Regions from separate parts of the Homo sapiens genome. Here region 1 is linked to region 2. Evidence: chromatin contacts called from ENCODE Hi-C or POLR2A ChIA-PET data. All regions are on one chromosome and are shown on one strand. Each heading gives the region's core, a stretch centred on a gene start or an enhancer-like site at or near the end of the contact. The rest is flanking DNA. Distances are from core to core; before and after follow the strand shown.

What was found. Hi-C counts contacts between places; a loop is a spot of excess contacts on that map. ChIA-PET counts read pairs that join two places held with the same protein, here RNA polymerase II (POLR2A). Pooled maps may share reads with other maps.
Region 1: a map of gastrocnemius medialis shows a loop between it and region 2 (5-fold over the local background). The contact joins the promoter of IFNGR1 here to the enhancer-like site in region 2. A Hi-C loop is called at or near these places in 2 of 168 maps with a recorded cell type or tissue (ascending aorta and gastrocnemius medialis) and 6 of 50 pooled maps. POLR2A ChIA-PET finds 5 or more read pairs at or near these places in 1 of 52 experiments (naive thymus-derived CD4-positive, alpha-beta T cell).

Annotation. Positions count from the first base shown.
Region 1 is chr6:137,216,888-137,223,211 of GRCh38, reverse strand. IFNGR1 (interferon gamma receptor 1) reads left to right here and starts at 3,827. Exons shown (of 7, transcript NM_000416.3): 1 at 3,827-3,969. The coding sequence starts at 3,885. RefSeq lists enhancers at 3,357-3,606, 3,457-4,187, 5,628-5,687 and silencers at 3,647-3,876, 3,917-4,136, 4,597-4,646.
Region 2 is chr6:134,168,011-134,173,969 of GRCh38, reverse strand. SGK1 (serum/glucocorticoid regulated kinase 1) reads left to right here. Exons shown (of 14, transcript NM_001143676.3): 6 at 404-508; 7 at 613-696; 8 at 816-947; 9 at 1,196-1,308; 10 at 1,654-1,777; 11 at 2,238-2,333; 12 at 2,792-2,947; 13 at 3,055-3,144; 14 at 3,535-4,714. The coding sequence ends at 3,702. Among named protein-coding and RNA genes, the nearest start is that of SLC2A12, 120 kb to the right of the region's middle. Within about 2 kb of position 3,654, at least 6 of the 41 ENCODE cell types and tissues checked have a DNase peak (open chromatin) inside an H3K27ac peak, as active enhancers do; they include gastrocnemius medialis, where a contact is called at or near this core.

The DNA of each region.
Region 1 (6,324 bases), core at 2,578-5,077, 3.0 Mb before region 2:
ATTGATGATTCAGGATCATCAATATTCCATAAATATTAATGGAGTAATAGGCACTTGGCTAGGTGCTCGGGGTCTGACAGTGAAGAAAACAAATTTATTTTTTAGAGGAAGAGGGAGACTACTGAAACAAAATTTTCTACGTGTGTATATACATATTTTATGTATGCACACACACACGGATGCATTTCATTAAATCTCAGATTAAGTCCCTGTTTACGCACCTATAATCGTGTTGCTCTCCTTGGTAACAATTACTACAATTTCAGTAATTATTTGTGAAATATATATATATATAAAATGCATATATTTAACACATACAATTTATTCATATTTAATTCAAATTTAATAGATATATTAAATTTCCAGTAGAATCTCCAGATAGTAGTAAGTACTATGGAATAAACAAAGTTAAATAAGGGCCAGTGTAAAGGCATGGGTAGAGTGTGAGAGGGCAAGAGTATTGGCTATAATTTACAGACTAATCAGCGGAATTTAAACTATATGCTTCAGTTACAAATCTTCACGCTGTCTCCTTTAAAGGGAAGCTGGCAGACATTTCTGCTTTGGAGAAAAGAGGAAGGAAATGCACTGTGCTCAGAGCCAAAATGCACAGTTTGTTCCACACACACAGGCTCTGTTCTCATTGGATCATATTTCTAGCTTCTTAAATTGTTTTATTTGGCCTATTAACTTGAAAGGCAGGTGAGTATGGTCTTCAAAATGTAGCCTTGCTCCTGAGCAGCAGCACTTCAGTATACACTTGGCTTTGGAATGATCTACGCTCCACCCCAATTTGTTTTCTTCATTTTAAAAACTAATCTGAGGCTCTAGTGGGGACCAACGTATACTTGGATATTCCCCAGCCATTAGGCATTGGAAATTTATCAAGGAAAGCTGGCACCGCTCATTTGTTTCTGTGTTAGCTGTATGAGATTTTTATATGGGATTTTAAAATACAGTTTATTGCTCTTCTTCCTACCTCTCTTATTAGCCGGTGGCCACCCCCATCTTTTAACTTTATTCAGGCTAATTTTACCTTATCCTTCAGGTCACAACATAATGGTAACTTCCTTAAAAAAGAATTTCCCTAAATCCAGACACAGTGGCTCACACCTGTAATCCCAGCATTTTGGGAGCCTGAGGCAGGAGAATCATTTGAGCCCAGGAGTTTGAGACCAGCCTGAGCAACACAGCAAGACCCCAGCTCTATAAAAAATTTAAAAACTAGCCGGGCATAAGGCCAGGCGAGGTGGCTCACTCCTGTAATCCCAGCACTTTGGGAGGCCAAGGTGGGCGGATTGCTTGAGCTCAGGAGTTTGAGATCAGCCTGGGCAACATGGTGAAACCCCATCTCCACAAAAGACACAAAAAAATGCCTGTGGTCCCAGCTACTTGGGAGGCTGAGGTGGAAGGATGGCTTGCGCCCGGGAGGTGGAGGTTGCAGTCAGCTGAGATTGTGCCACTGTACCTCAGCTAGGTGATACAGTCAGACCCTGTCTCAAAAAAAAAAAAAAAAATTAGCCAGGCATGGTGGTGTACACCTGTAGTCCCAGCTATTTGGGAGGCTGGGGCAAGAGGATCATTTGGGCCCAGGAGTTTGAGGCTGCAGTAAGCTATGATCATGCCTCTGCACTGCAGCCTAGACGACAGAGTGAGACCCTGTCTCAAAAGAAAGAAAAAAGAAAAGAAAGACTTTCTTTAAAATGTAGACTAAGTTAAATTCCTGTTTATACTCCTTTAATCTCTTCCCATTGCTCTCCTTGGGAATGATGATCACGATTTCAGTACTTGTGTAATTCCTTGTTTAACAGCTATCTCCCTCAGTAGACAGTAAGCTCCGTGAGGGCAGGGGCCATGTCTGTCTTGCTCAGGTCTTTATCTCTGTGCCTGGTCATGTCAGTCACAGACAGTATCACTTGATAATATTCACCCAATTAATAAATATATTTAGTCTCCAAATGACTAACTAGCAAAGTCTTCAGAAGGATACGTAGGGTGGTGGGTGCTGTGATTGTGAAACTTGCCCAGATCCCTCTCAGGAACAGAAGACTGGGTTCTGTCCCCTTCCTGATGCTAGGAGGGCTGCCAGTAGACACCCTCAACCGTCAGCGTTCCTCTGGGGAATGCCTCCATGAAAGAAATGGACAGCCCCAAAATCATGACAGTTGGTATTCAATGACTAATCAGTGCTGGGCTTTAAGACCCAGCCCCTCATACCAACTCAAGACACCTTTACAAGGCCATCCCAACTCCAGAGCGCCCCTTGGGAGCCTTTACTGGGATGGCATCACAGATCAACTTCTTCCTCCGCTCTGCTTCCTCCACCTCCCCTTCACAGACGTTTATTCCAAGAGCACTCCCTAATCAATCAATGCCTTATACCTTAATCTCGACCTCAGAGTTTACTGCCAGGGTAACCCAGCCTGTGACAAGTACCACAAAAATGTTTACAAACTGGATATCATATTTTGTCCTACTCCATAGACGCCTAAACGGTAAAGATCAGTTATTTATCCTTGCATCCTTACAACGACTAGAAGGTGTCTTTCATATAGTGGACATCAGAAACACATCAAAGGAAATATTCTCCCTAAACTTAGTCTAGATTGAGCTAAATTCTTCTGATTCAAAGTGTGGTCCTGTTGAAAGGGGCACCAGCATCCCCTGTGCATTTTGTCCGAAATACAAAATCTCAAGACCCAACCTGAATTAGAACTACTGAATCCAAATCTGCATTTTATCAAGATCCCCAGATGGTTCACATGTATGTTGAAGTTTGAGAAGTACTGAGCTAAGAGATTTATTAATACAAGTAAAATGATCTGGCTGATAATACCTCTAGTTTATATAGTGTCTTTATAAGGATTTTCCCTCTTTAAAAATTTTCCTTAACACTAGTAATCATGCAGTCTTTCACTCAACAAATACTAATTGAGTGCCAAGTAAAGATGTCAGCTCTACGGAGCTTACATTTTAGAAGGAGAAGAAAACAAATATCAAGGTGTATATTATAGTGTACAGCAAGGTGAAAAGTGCCATGAAAAAACAGTAGGGCGGGGTAAGGAGGAGGAGAAGGTGTGTTGCAATTTAAAATTTTTAACAAAAGTTCATGATACTCAGAGAATTGAAACAGGTGAGATCATTAGACATTCGCATGTTTGAGCACAAGCGCTGAAGGACTTAGCAATGTGGCTGCAGTGGAATAGGAGAGATGCAAAATAACAGACAAACCCAGAGAGGTAAGAGAGCAGACCTCTTCATGAGAGGCTGCCTGATAAACTGATTTGACACTGAATTGCTGAGAAGGTAATGCAAATAGTTTTTTTCTCCAAGAACAAAGTAGTTCTTGGTCAAGCCGATTTGATTTGGGCTGTGGGAATCTGCACAAACCATTTCACTAGCTAAGTCTCAGGTTCCTCAAATGAAAAAGCAGGGACTGGAAATGGCTTTTGAAGTCTCATTCTCTTCTAAAAATGTCAGGCTCCAAGACAACCAGGTGAAGTCCAAGAGTTAGTAAAATAAGGATTGTGGCTCGGCTGTGGCCTAATGCAAACTTGCACAACCCCAGGAAACCGAAAAAAACTGGAAGAAGAATTGCAGAATGGGGTGCCAGGTTGAAAGACCTTAACCTTTGCACTCAAATTCCTCCCACACCCAGAAGTCCAGGTCCCGACCGCACGACGCCGTGCTCACTGCTGGGTGCTGCGCCTGAGTCCGCCTCCTGCGGCTTCCCGGACTTGACCCCGCCCACGCCCTGGTCCCGCCTCCTGCCGACGCCGGCACAGACCCCGGTGACGGAAGTGACGTAAGGCCGGGGCTGGAGGGCAGTGCTGGGCTGGTCCCGCAGGCGCTCGGGGTTGGAGCCAGCGACCGTCGGTAGCAGCATGGCTCTCCTCTTTCTCCTACCCCTTGTCATGCAGGGTGTGAGCAGGGCTGAGATGGGCACCGCGGATCTGGGGCCGTCCTCAGGTACCGTCGTTCGCGGCAGGGCTGCGGCCGGGTCGGGACGAGAGGGAGGGAGGGATCCGCCCCAGCCGGGAAGCCCCGCCCCGCTTCTCCGAGGTCGCCCTAGCCCGGGACCCCTGCGTCGGGCCCTGAGCGGGCGACGGGGACGCGAGGTGGGGTCGCGAGACTGGGGCTCCGTGGTTTGAACTCGTCGGTTGCCTTTCTCCTGCCTCTTCCCTGGTTGCCGCCACAACAAATCACGCCGCTTGTTTTTCCGACTCTTGTAATCCACTTTTAAATACGATTATGCGCTGCAGAAGGACGTTGCTGGTCAATGTGGGACAGCGTGGTCTCAAAGATTATAATATCGTCTTCTTACTGTACCTTTTTTTATGGTTAGATACGCAGATACTCACTAGTATGCTACGGTTGCCTGCAGTGTTCAGTGCAGTGACAGGCTGTACAGGTTCATGACCTAAGAGCAGTAGGCTGTGTCATCTGGGTTTGTCTGGGTTTCTACTGCCCGAAGAAATTGCCTAAGGGGACATTTCTCCATTTCTCAGAACGGATCTCCATCGTTAAGTGACGCATGACTGTGAGTGTCCTGATCAGCATGTGGCATCGTGGTCTCAGTTCGTGGCTTAAATACTTCTTTCTTAGCGGGGGTGGGGGGGGGGACTCAAAGTGCTTAGGGTAGGAAAGTATGCATTATGTCGCCAGCTGAGAAGTAAGTGGCAGCTGAGAAGTAAGTGGCAGTCCGTCTTAGGTCTCAGTCTGGAAGTGGTGGATTGCCGGCACTCACTAGCAGATTTGGCAGTAGGTCTCTTCGTACGGGTTTGTTCTTCGGAGCATTTTATTTCCACCTGCTTATTGACATTTCCTAGAAAACAAATGTTGAGGGTGGCTTTTCTGAAGTGCAGAGTAATTGTGATTACGAGCTCCAGAGAAAACAGTAAACCTTTTCAATTCAGTTTTCTTTTTTTTATTATGATTTATGATTCATAGGGACTTTGAAAGGTCCACGTTTTGGTTCTGTGTTCACAACAATCTTCTGGAGTAGGCGTTATTTGTCTCTCTCTTTATGGACGAGAAATTGAGTTACGGAGAGGCCTGCCCAACTGGCAGAGAGGTCATAGCCACTCAGTGGGGAGCTGCTCAATTTGGCTCCAGAGTCCAAGTTCTTAACTGCTCTTCTAGGCTCTAGTCAGTCATCCACATGGGCAGTTGCAGTACTTTGCGGTAAGAGCTTGCACTTAGGCACAGACTAGTGGAAAGCAAGGCGGGGTGCTTGTCTCTTTTAGGGAAGTCAGTGAAGACTTCACAAAGGTGACCCCAGTGTTGGAACCAGAGGTGCAGAGACTGAGGTGCAGAGGTGTGATAGCATGTTGAATTCGTGGAATATTAAGCGTTCTATTGTAAAGTGTGTGTGAGAGCTTACAAGGGGAGGAGATAGGTTAGGTGGAGAAGTAGGAACCAAATAATGAATTGCCATATTATGTGTACCAGCAAGAAACCTAGCTTTATTAACTTAAGCAAAAAGAGGAATTTATTGTCTCAGAAAAACCAGAGTTAAACAGAAAATTATAGATGCCAGCTGGGTCTCAAGAGGCTAGAACCAGGAACCCAAACTGCTAGGACTCTCCATTTCTTATTTCTGTCTGGGTATTGACAGCTTTCCACACTTGGCAGGAATCATGGATGCTGACAGCTTCTGAGTTTTGACATCTTGCAGCCTCCTCCATTCTAACAAAATGCCAGGGAAAGGCTCTGATTTGCCCAGCTAGGTTCAGGTGCCAGCTTGCATGGGAAGGACATTCTCGTAGAGGGTTGGGTTGGGTTACCAGAAGAAGCGGAATGGCGTGCCTGAAGTACAGGTGTTGAGCCAACAAAATAATACACCCACTATGCCTTGCTGAAGTCAGTCATTATTTACTAATGCTGACATCATTGGATTATCAATTACAAAGGGAAATGATTTTATGCAGGATCAGACATGCCATTTAGAAAGACCAGTCATCTTATAAAATAGTTTGAGGGTAAACACAAGGCCCATTAGGAGGCTGCTGCTTAAGTTGGAGTCGATAAGTAGTTTAAGTGGAGAAGAGGACAGTTAGCAGAACATTTAGAAGGAAGAGTTAGTAGGCCTCTGACTGGATGTCAGCAGAGAAAGAGGATAACGCTAGCGCAGGCATAGCGTTAAAGCAAGTGCCAGGCCCTTCCTTCTGAATACGGGGCCCTATGAGTGCACCGTGTGACCCCTGTGAGTGCACAATTTGCACGTCCTTGTAGCTTGCTCTGGGAGGAGGATTGCCTGTCTGCCTCCCGTGGGAAGATCAACTGCAGCCTTCTATATTCTGCAGAAACTTTTGAATTTGTCTC
Region 2 (5,959 bases), core at 2,405-4,904:
CTGTAAGGGAGTCAGTTAGTATTCCTACATTAATGGATTAAAATAGCATTTCTAGAAATTAGTATCAAGGCAGGAATGCTTCATTATGGCATAACAAGTGATATAAATATTTAAGTATTGAGTCAGAGTATTATTTTATTTTTTTCCTGGGCATATTTTACCTCCAAAGTGGTTATTTTAAAAGGCATATTTCATAAAAAGGTTTTATCTGTCTGAAACAACATGACTGTGTGCAGTTTCCATACTCATTTGAAATGTGATGAAATGTAGTTTTGAATGTTTATAGATGTATGGTCATTTGCATCAGTCATTTGTAGATGTAACATTTTCTACATCGTTTATGTTATAGATGTCTTCCTTTGAAGCAATGGTATTAAAAGAAATTCTTTTTTTTTTTTTCTAGCCAAGTCCTTCTCAGCAAATCAACCTTGGCCCGTCGTCCAATCCTCATGCTAAACCATCTGACTTTCACTTCTTGAAAGTGATCGGAAAGGGCAGTTTTGGAAAGGTAATTTCAAATCTGAAGATCTTTTGGTACACTTCCTTCATGTCCTCTTTTGTATTCTCCCTGGATGAGGATAGAAAAATGATTTTTTTAAATTGAAATTTCAGGTTCTTCTAGCAAGACACAAGGCAGAAGAAGTGTTCTATGCAGTCAAAGTTTTACAGAAGAAAGCAATCCTGAAAAAGAAAGAGGTATGAGATGTGCTTGATGGGGCTGGCATTGGCGGTAGACACTCCTTGAATAATCTTGATTCTGGAATGTTGGTGCCAAGTTGAAACATGCCACTAAATCTGAATCGTCATTTTCCTAGGAGAAGCATATTATGTCGGAGCGGAATGTTCTGTTGAAGAATGTGAAGCACCCTTTCCTGGTGGGCCTTCACTTCTCTTTCCAGACTGCTGACAAATTGTACTTTGTCCTAGACTACATTAATGGTGGAGAGGTGAGCAGGGGGGATAGAAGTCAACTCTTAGTGTCTCTGCACAGCCTGCTTTGTTTTAGTTTGAGAAAAAAGTTTTCAAAGATTTTTGGTGGGGAGAATGTTACCAGAATTAGCATTTCCTTCAACCTGTCAGGTTTATAGTTAATAGATTACTTGGGGCCACTTCCTGCAGTTGTTCTTTTGCTGTGTATGTCAAAACTAATTAAATTCATTTGCAACCCAGAATGACTTTGTTCTGTCTCCTGCAGTTGTTCTACCATCTCCAGAGGGAACGCTGCTTCCTGGAACCACGGGCTCGTTTCTATGCTGCTGAAATAGCCAGTGCCTTGGGCTACCTGCATTCACTGAACATCGTTTATAGGTAAGCCTGAGAGCTCTTCAGGCTACCAGTTTTGGTATAAAGGAGACGTAGCACTGGCTGTTTCATAGGGCCTTAAAATAATTTGTGTTTATTTGCAACTTGGTTGCCTAAAACCAGATCCCCTAGCACGTGAGCTGGCTTGACTTAAGTGCCAAGGGGGAACCAGCCAAGTAGGATTGTGCCTAATCCAGAATAGATGAGCAGAACAAGGGCTCCCTTTTTTCTTCACTACACAACTACAGTGAACCTAAAATGCCTCTAATACCTTTAGCAATTATCTTTAAGAGGATATCTTATGAAGTGAAATTAACTTGTGCAACTACTTTTCTATTCACTTTTTTACAGAGACTTAAAACCAGAGAATATTTTGCTAGATTCACAGGGACACATTGTCCTTACTGACTTCGGACTCTGCAAGGAGAACATTGAACACAACAGCACAACATCCACCTTCTGTGGCACGCCGGAGGTAGGCGCTGTCTTGGTTTGGTGCCTGGTTTACCCCCGCCTTCCAAGAGAGAGATGTACAATCATGCACTTAACTACCAAAAAGAGTAAACTCCTCTCAGAGACTTCTTAATACAGTTCAGTGCAAATAAAATACATTTGCTGTTTGATGTAGCATGAGAAATCCCAAGTCCTTCTGTTCCTTTACTGAAAAGTAGCTGTTTGTAAGTAAGATCTGCATCATAAAAACTTTCTAAATCCCTAAGTAAGAGATATCAAGTGCCCAGCAGTTTCCTAAATGTCAGTACACATAGGTAGCCAGTCACCCTCAAAAAGTCCAGCAGTTTTATCAGGAAGGAATCTAAAGATATCTATCTTCCAAGCTGGCTCTGGGTCTCTCAGCTTTTTCAAACTAAATGTGTGGTCGTGGGATTGCTTGCTTTCGCAGGTTCTAAACGCTGTTTCCCTGGTCTGTTTTTCAGTATCTCGCACCTGAGGTGCTTCATAAGCAGCCTTATGACAGGACTGTGGACTGGTGGTGCCTGGGAGCTGTCTTGTATGAGATGCTGTATGGCCTGGTGAGTGGCACATTGGGAACCATGGAACACTGCCTGCTCCCTACAATATTGCCTTCACACAGCCCATGCTTGGCCATGGTGTCTTGCCCTTACCAGTACGCTTATCAAAAGCAGCTAAGAGGCATATTGGTTATTTTATAGTTCATAAGAATAATCACTTACCTGGTTCTTTTGTGCATTTCACATTTTACTAGATAGGACCACATTGAACCTGTGTGGTGGTGAAAAACTACCACTTATTAACATCTACCCCCTCACCCTCCACACACACACACACAAACACACACACGGGTTGCAAAGTAGACACTTAAATAGCAAGGGAAAAGAAAGCATTGAGGTGGGGAGAGTTTCTCAAATCGAGCCTAATATTTATTGCCGTTTATATCTTTTTCTCTACTGGTAATGTGTGCCATATGAAACTTCCAATTAAGTCTAAAGTAATTTTCCCCTTCTTTCAGCCGCCTTTTTATAGCCGAAACACAGCTGAAATGTACGACAACATTCTGAACAAGCCTCTCCAGCTGAAACCAAATATTACAAATTCCGCAAGACACCTCCTGGAGGGCCTCCTGCAGAAGGACAGGACAAAGCGGCTCGGGGCCAAGGATGACTTCGTGAGTGATGTTTTCCTGTCCTCCTGGGCCGGCCGGGACGTGCACTAGACCTCCCTGCCCTTATTGAATGCACCTGTCTAAATTAATCTTGGGTTTCTTATCAACAGATGGAGATTAAGAGTCATGTCTTCTTCTCCTTAATTAACTGGGATGATCTCATTAATAAGAAGATTACTCCCCCTTTTAACCCAAATGTGGTGAGTATCTGTCTCTCTTCTAAGTATAGAGAAGCCCAAAGGGCATTTATTTTAATTCAGAATTGTCTGGGGGAGGGTTGGAAGGAATACATTGGCAGATGTTTTCTCCATAAACCTGTTATTTTACCTACATAAAAAGCACATTTTTGTGTCCCAACAAGGCTCCCATAATTTTTAGACACATTTATCAATTCGAAGCACCAAAAGGCAACAAGTGAACATTATTCTTATGTTTAACTGTGTGTAGCCTTTTGAGATTTTGTGCTTGAAGTGGGTGATTATGGAAGTTGATATAAGACTTAAACTTGGTATTTAAAGCCTGGTCAAGATTTCCCTGTCCTGTGTCTAGTGTGAGTTCTTGACAAGAGTGTTTTTCCCTTCCCGTCACAGAGTGGGCCCAACGACCTACGGCACTTTGACCCCGAGTTTACCGAAGAGCCTGTCCCCAACTCCATTGGCAAGTCCCCTGACAGCGTCCTCGTCACAGCCAGCGTCAAGGAAGCTGCCGAGGCTTTCCTAGGCTTTTCCTATGCGCCTCCCACGGACTCTTTCCTCTGAACCCTGTTAGGGCTTGGTTTTAAAGGATTTTATGTGTGTTTCCGAATGTTTTAGTTAGCCTTTTGGTGGAGCCGCCAGCTGACAGGACATCTTACAAGAGAATTTGCACATCTCTGGAAGCTTAGCAATCTTATTGCACACTGTTCGCTGGAAGCTTTTTGAAGAGCACATTCTCCTCAGTGAGCTCATGAGGTTTTCATTTTTATTCTTCCTTCCAACGTGGTGCTATCTCTGAAACGAGCGTTAGAGTGCCGCCTTAGACGGAGGCAGGAGTTTCGTTAGAAAGCGGACGCTGTTCTAAAAAAGGTCTCCTGCAGATCTGTCTGGGCTGTGATGACGAATATTATGAAATGTGCCTTTTCTGAAGAGATTGTGTTAGCTCCAAAGCTTTTCCTATCGCAGTGTTTCAGTTCTTTATTTTCCCTTGTGGATATGCTGTGTGAACCGTCGTGTGAGTGTGGTATGCCTGATCACAGATGGATTTTGTTATAAGCATCAATGTGACACTTGCAGGACACTACAACGTGGGACATTGTTTGTTTCTTCCATATTTGGAAGATAAATTTATGTGTAGACTTTTTTGTAAGATACGGTTAATAACTAAAATTTATTGAAATGGTCTTGCAATGACTCGTATTCAGATGCTTAAAGAAAGCATTGCTGCTACAAATATTTCTATTTTTAGAAAGGGTTTTTATGGACCAATGCCCCAGTTGTCAGTCAGAGCCGTTGGTGTTTTTCATTGTTTAAAATGTCACCTGTAAAATGGGCATTATTTATGTTTTTTTTTTTGCATTCCTGATAATTGTATGTATTGTATAAAGAACGTCTGTACATTGGGTTATAACACTAGTATATTTAAACTTACAGGCTTATTTGTAATGTAAACCACCATTTTAATGTACTGTAATTAACATGGTTATAATACGTACAATCCTTCCCTCATCCCATCACACAACTTTTTTTGTGTGTGATAAACTGATTTTGGTTTGCAATAAAACCTTGAAAAATATTTACATATATTGTGTCATGTGTTATTTTGTATATTTTGGTTAAGGGGGTAATCATGGGTTAGTTTAAAATTGAAAACCATGAAAATCCTGCTGTAATTTCCTGCTTAGTGGTTTGCTCCCAACAGCAGTGGTTTCTGACTCCAGGGGAGTATAGGATGGTCTTAAAGCCAACCTACGTTCCAGGCCTTTTTAGCAGCATTTTATGGTGTCTGTCATTCATAAATCCATCCAAGGAAATCCTTTGCAATTTACTCATCTTGCAAGGATTGCTATGAAGTAATGCTTCCTGTATTTATTGCCTGTCCTGTGAAGTTGGACTATTTGTCCTGACATTTGGCTTGTCTTCAGTTACAGGTAATTCTTTCCAGAAATATTTGAAAGCCTACTCTGGGCTCTATTGCGAGTGCTCAGGATATCGTAGTGGACAAAGCAGACAACTTCGCCCTTCCAGAGCCTGATGAAGAAGGCCGACCTAAAGCAGTTAGTTGAGATGGAAATTGAGAAATAGTCTGTGAAGTTTAGGAGAATGCCACACAAGAGGGTGAGAATTTTTTTTTTTTTTTTTTTTTTTTTTGAGACACGGTCTTACTCTGTCGCCCAGGCTGGAGTGCAGTGGTGTGATCTTGGTTCACTGCAGCCTCCGCCTCCTGGGTTCATGTGATCCCCCCATCTCAGCCTCCTGAGTAGCTGGGACTACAGGCATGCACCACCATGCCTGGCTAATTTTTGTATTTTAGTAGAGATGGGATTTCACCATGTGGGCCAGGCTGGTCTCGAATCCCTGGCCTCAAGTGATCTGTCTGCCTCGGCTTCCCTAAGTGCTGGGGAGAATGTTTTAAATAAGTGGATATGTTCCCAAAAAGCTGACCTGGCTGGGACATCTGGTTTCTGAGAGTACCTGGAGTTGACCCAGGTCTAGAGTGAGCTCAGTAAAGGGACCCTGAAGGAGCTCATCCCTAGCTTGGACTGAAGCTTCTTGAGCCAGTGTCTACCTAGCACCCTAAGGGCCCAGCAGGCTCTGGGGCTGTGTGGCAGAGCCCACTCCTAGAGCTCACCCCACTGTGATATTACCTGTGGGAGAAAGCGAGGTGGCACCATCCTTGGAGATCTTGAGTCCAAAGGTTTGGACTTTTTCACTCTTCTAGGTCTTCCACACAAATACTTAACAAATAATCAGGGAATCCCCAAACAGTTGATGTTGCTGCTGCCTTAATTGCAAAAGCACCCTGTAGGCCTGCTGCACC